Linked DNA regions of Homo sapiens: region 1 is linked to region 2. The links are chromatin contacts, found by Hi-C or POLR2A ChIA-PET in ENCODE. All regions are on one chromosome and are shown on one strand. Each heading gives the region's core, a stretch centred on a gene start or an enhancer-like site at or near the end of the contact. The rest is flanking DNA. Distances are from core to core; before and after follow the strand shown.

Region 1 (2,700 bases), core at 133-2,632, 76 kb after region 2:
TCATGTATTTTGAAAGAATTTACTTTAAAAGCTTCCAAAGACCATGTATTCACATCACAGTGGTTAAAACTGAATTTTAATATATTAAGAATACATGGCCTTATAATCCCAAGCTTCTAACAATTCTAAAAATTCTCAAAGTAAAAATAACAAAACCACTCACTCTGAATGCATATAGATTTCCCTGATCTAACACAAAGTTGTCTAAGGAAAAAAGCAGAGCCAAGCACAAGTCCCTCGGTATCTCTTAAACAAGAAATGGTAGCCTCAGAGCACAGCCGAATGAACTGCCCAGAAAAAGACAGAGGAAGGGCCCAGCATTGTCACCCTCCCTTCTGCCTCTCCCACCAAAGCCTCTTCCAAATGATTTCATTAAAAAAGATTAAGACTTCATTGATAATAATCTAGAAAACAGAAAGAAAAAAGAAATATAACAAATGCACAGTGAGACAGAGCTGACCCAGAGCTACAAACAGCACGGTCAGCAAAATAATTTAGGAAGCGAATAAAATACTATTTTCTGTGAGGATCAGTGTTAAGGTTTCTTTGATAGCCTAATGCTTTTTTTAGAACCTGCCCACTTCACAACTGGTCCACCCACACTGCAACCCAGTGTAGGATCGAATCACCCTCAGCTCGGTTACTGCAGTAGTCTCTGAACCTGTCTCTTGGCTGCCCCTTTTGTGACCCTCTGGCCACTCTCCACACAGCATCCAGAATGCTGTTTACCATGGATGTGGTCTCCTTTAGCCCTAAGGTGCCACGGCTCCTGGCACACTCAAATCGCCCAAGCCAGGCCCTGCCGTTCACACTTGCCCCTGCAGTCACGCAGATCTAGCTCCACTGTCCTTTACATTCCATGAATTTGCAAATATAAGTCAGCCTTCGATAAATATTCAATTAGCAACATATTCAGGATGTGAGTCATTTCAGGGTGTCAAACTGTTTTTTCACACAGGAAGTCAGAGAAAGAAAATACATACATTGAGTAAAGATTTCTAGCCTGCTTAAAATGAATACAGCTGCAGAACCACGGCTTGTCACTTCTCTAACATTTGGACACCATTTCGTCTCCTTGAAATTTCGTTGCTTTTATGTCTAGATAGTTGATAAATCAATAATAAACTTCTTCCACCCTCATCAATTGTAGAAAAAAATCTCAACTCTGTCTTCAAAGTCACTCCCAGAATTCTGTCCACACTGTGCTGTGGCCGCTCACTGCCCACGAGTGCCCTCCCCGGCCCTTTCCATCATCTATTCTTCCTGTCGCTGGGTCCTGAGTGCCGCTGCCGTCTTTTGCATATGGTTTCCTGGTCATAGGACACGTGTCCAAAGTGAACTGCACTGTAATACTCCCTACCGTTTGAGAATCTAAACATGAGCCCTGCTCTCTGCACAGATGGACACACACCAGCAGGGACAGTCCACATTCAGGGTCGAACTGCCTCCCCTTCTGCCACTGGCCTCCTTCCTGACTGTTTGCTTTAAACAAGGATGCAGACTTTCCAGACACAATTTCTCTGGAAATGTTCATTTTCATCACTTCTGTGGCTCTTCCCAGTTATTTCCTCACAGGAAATTTGCATGCTTTTCAGCAAACAGCCCTTTGACACAACCTGGATCTTGATCTTATTTTTTGTAACTTTTTAAGCGGAAATAATGTCAAATTTACAAGTTGCAAGGATGGCACAAAGAACTACTCTCTTATACTTTTATCTCATTGTAAATGTTTTACAGCATTTATCTACTCTTTCTATATATACACATTTTTTTTTTATGAGCCATTTGGGAGTAAGCTGAAGAACTGATGCTCTTTTACTCATGAATACTTGTGAGCTTCCTATGAACAAGGACCTTCTCTTACACAGCCACAGAACAATGCACAAAACTGTGGGATTTAAAAATGATACACTAATATTCTCCAATCTACAGACCTTATTCTAATTTCATTAGATGTTCCAACAATGTGGTTTATAGCAAAACAGATAAAAGAAGAAGAAATTCTGGCGCAGGGTCCAAACCGGACCACAGCATTATGTGGCGTGTCTGTGAATCTCCTTTATTCTGGAATAGTGCACCAGTCTTTGTCTCTCACACTTCAGTCACTTATTAAAATACACGCCAGTCATTTAGAAGAATGTTCCTAAATGAGAGCTTACCTGATTCAAATTGTTTTTCTGCATCTTAAATTACAAAGTATTTTTCCATATCCTATACCCAAAGGAGTGTTCACCATTTGAACCATTTAAAGCCCAGCCCTAAATACAGTTTTCTGACGAGCTTTCCTTAGATTAGGGAACACTGTTAACTATTACTTAATCGCTGCGTATTTTTTTGTTTCTTAACAGTTTAGCTTCAAACATTTTTTAAAACCAACCTTACTGAAGTGTAATTTATAGTCAGTTAATTGGATACACTTCTAAGTGTATAGCTCAATGAGTTTTGACACATCTACTCACCCTTGTAACCACCACCACAAATAAGATATAGAATAATTTCATTACCCTCAGAATTTTCCTGAGGTCCCCTGTCCCAGCCCCAGGAAAACACAGCTCTGGCTTACAACCCTATGGATGAGAACTGCCTGTTGCGGCTCGGGAAATGAGTGGAACTGCAGAGTGCACTCTTCTGTGTCTGCGCTTTTGCTTAGCACACTTTTGAGACTCATCCATAATGTAGTGCATCCATAGTGCCTTCATT
Region 2 (2,700 bases), core at 145-2,644:
GCTGCTCTGGGAGACGTTCTGCCCTCAATGTAACTAAGACTCGCTACGCACCTGTCAGAAGGCCACCTTATATGGATTTCAGCTTCTTTGGGGACACTTTGCCATCACTGCCACGTCCAGACCGTGTTGTCTTTCTGATACTCTCCTTCAACAATTCACGGACACTCGCTGAGACTTGTTCACATCATCAAAGGGCTTAGAGCTGGTGTTAATATTAGGGTCTATCTATTCTCAGCCTTCACTCTGTAGAGGACCCACTAGCCTCAGGATGCACAGGTGACTCCTCTGACATCACAGCAGTTCGAGGCCAGCTCTTATTCATAAAATCGAAGGCCTGGAATGAAGTCACGGTTCTCAGCTCAGGACCCAGTCAGCAGATCCGCTTCCCAGAACTGCAGAACACGCCCTGGTGGCCCCAGGGCCAGGCGGGCCCGGCGAGGACGCCCTTCTAGACTGTGTGTCTCTATCGAGCCCACCAGCCTCTGCTAGAGTCTTCCAGGCCTGGAGGGCGCCTTTTCTCCAAGAGCAGCCTGTCCATTTTAGGATTGCACCTCTGGGACCTCTTGAGTCCCTCTCACTGAGAAGGTGTGTGTTTTGCCCCACTCCAAATGCATTAGAGGCCAGGAGCATGCTGAGCCATCTTCTTTAGGCCTTAAGAAGTAACTGGAAATTCAGCACCGTCCACAGCCTGCTGGGCTCACCTCAGGGGTGCTGGGTGCCATTCTGTGGCATATTTGTTGTCCTTTCCAAGGGAGACCCCATACTTCTTCTTCCCCCAGGACTTGCTTTACACAGATTTATGGTATTCGTTACATCTGAGACACTCTCGCTGTGTCTCGATTGCAGAGGCACGGAGATGTGAGGGGCATGCCTTCTGCAGTCAGATGGACAGGGTGTTATTTTCCCCTCTGGTGCTCCTCTCTGGCTTGTGGCGCACCTGCTTCATCACAGGACGCACCAGGAGATGACCCGTCACGAGATGCTGCTGCATGCATAGCAGGCCCTGCAGCCCGGGGCCCACAGCACCCCTGCTAACCAGGCTCCCGTGCAGCATTTCCTGCCTATAGTCAAAGAGCTCTCTCTAGAGAAGAGGAAGTCCCCATTGTTCAAGACTACCCAAAACACCAGCCTTCTCTGCACGGCACGTCGAGGAAAGAATAACTGTGCAGTGAACAGCACTGGCCCAAGTCTGCAGGGCGAGGAAGAAGCCAGGACATAAGCAAAGACAAATCTTACTAGAAACAGAACGAACTTGCAGGCTTCCCTTCAGATGACGATGACTGCGAGTGAAGAGGAAATCCTCTCCCAGCATCTCTTCCTGCTGGTGGAAGCTGCAGGTCACCTGACCACACATGACAAGACAGTGTGACTCAGATCCAGCGTCTGCCGTGAAGTTTGGTCTCAGGGCCCTGCTCATCAAGAAATGTTTTTGAAAAAGGTGGAAGTAGGTAGAGGGACGTGCTCTGAACCAGCGTGACCAAAAGACAGTGTGTTCACGGTGCATTCATCTGATTCAATTCCTGCCAAAGGCTTTTGTTATTTGAGAACATTATGACTAAACCAACAGAGAGGAAGGTGAGTAAGCAAACAGGAAAAACTGATGACGAATTGACAATCCATGTATTTATCCACCCATTTAAAGTAACTTGCTGAGCGCCTACCTAGCTGCACAAGAAGCTCAGGGCCTGAAGATGAACACGCAGAGGCTGTGTGCAGGGGCATGAGCTTACAGCTGGAATTAGAGATAAAGGAAAAGGCACCTGAGCCCTGTGACATGCGGGGGGTCAGGGGAGGTGGGACATATGTGGCCTCGTAGCCAGAGCCCCGCCTGTTTCCCAGGACATTCTGAATACGGGTGAGAGACTGCGCGTTGGACAATCACTGTGAGTCCCGACCCTTACCAGAAAAGTCACTCGCAGCGTCGTTTCCAGGCATAGGTTAGGATCACCATCCTCTCCCACGGGCCGTATGTTGCAATCCTGATATGAAAACGTCTTCTATCTCCTTCAACTGCGGCAGGAGCACAGGTGAAAGAGGGGAGCCCAGACTGGGGGTAGACTGTATTCGTGGGTTATGGCCCTATTTACAGATCAGTCATGATAGCTCTGCAGATTTGCTGGGGCTCTGTGGCGCAGTGGAGGCGAGGACAGAGGTGGCCCTGCTCTGGGAGATCCCTTCCTAACTGGGGCTCCCTGACGGCTTCCTGCACAGGAGGGGCCCGACGCCGGCGGGACAAGCAGGGAGCCCAGATCAGCCTTGGAAAGCTCAGGCTCAAACCAGAGCTCAATGTGGAAATTAAAAAACAAACCTTGACTTTGTGTTGGTTTTTATTCTTCCACTTAAAAAGTTATTTGAAGCGTAACGTGAGATCCTGGAGAGGACTGAAATGGCATGTCCTAGGTTCATGTTTATCCTGGTTATAAATTGTCTTTTTATGAAGTTGAAAGCCATGTTGAAATTAGGTCATTTTAAAAGAATTTATTAAAAGGTATTGAAAATGCAGGGCCATGGAGGAAGTAAATGATTCTTTGCCTGGGAGATTTAGAACGGATTTATTTAATTCTGGTAATGGGCTTTGTGACCACGGCTGTCTTCTGTCTCCAGCTGGTGAGCTCTTTAGGGGGGCATCCTTCGAGTCCAGCCTAGAGAAAAGCAGAGTTGTGTCCTGACTGCAGGGTGTAGGCATTTGGGTGGAAGGTT

The links. Hi-C counts contacts between places; a loop is a spot of excess contacts on that map. ChIA-PET counts read pairs that join two places held with the same protein, here RNA polymerase II (POLR2A). Pooled maps may share reads with other maps.
Region 1: a map of endothelial cell of umbilical vein shows a loop between it and region 2 (7-fold over the local background). The contact joins two enhancer-like sites. A Hi-C loop is called at or near these places in 6 of 168 maps with a recorded cell type or tissue (CD14-positive monocyte, CD4-positive, alpha-beta memory T cell, CD8-positive, alpha-beta T cell and 2 more), 3 of 37 single-sample maps with no recorded cell type and 15 of 50 pooled maps. POLR2A ChIA-PET finds 5 or more read pairs at or near these places in 6 of 52 experiments (CD4-positive, alpha-beta memory T cell, GM12878, activated CD4-positive, alpha-beta memory T cell and 3 more).

What each region holds. Positions count from the first base shown.
Region 1 is chr18:74,993,318-74,996,017 of GRCh38, reverse strand. The region is part of intron 8 of ZNF407 (zinc finger protein 407); the gene reads right to left. Among named protein-coding and RNA genes, the nearest start is that of PTGR3, 210 kb to the left of the region's middle. RefSeq lists enhancers at 270-769, 770-1,271. Within about 2 kb of position 1,382, at least 10 of the 41 ENCODE cell types and tissues checked have a DNase peak (open chromatin) inside an H3K27ac peak, as active enhancers do; they include CD14-positive monocyte, CD8-positive, alpha-beta T cell and endothelial cell of umbilical vein, where a contact is called at or near this core.
Region 2 is chr18:75,069,810-75,072,509 of GRCh38, reverse strand. No RefSeq gene overlaps it. Among named protein-coding and RNA genes, the nearest start is that of PTGR3, 140 kb to the left of the region's middle. RefSeq lists enhancers at 1,193-1,342, 1,631-2,131, 992-2,191. Within about 2 kb of position 1,394, at least 28 of the 41 ENCODE cell types and tissues checked have a DNase peak (open chromatin) inside an H3K27ac peak, as active enhancers do; they include CD14-positive monocyte, CD8-positive, alpha-beta T cell and endothelial cell of umbilical vein, where a contact is called at or near this core.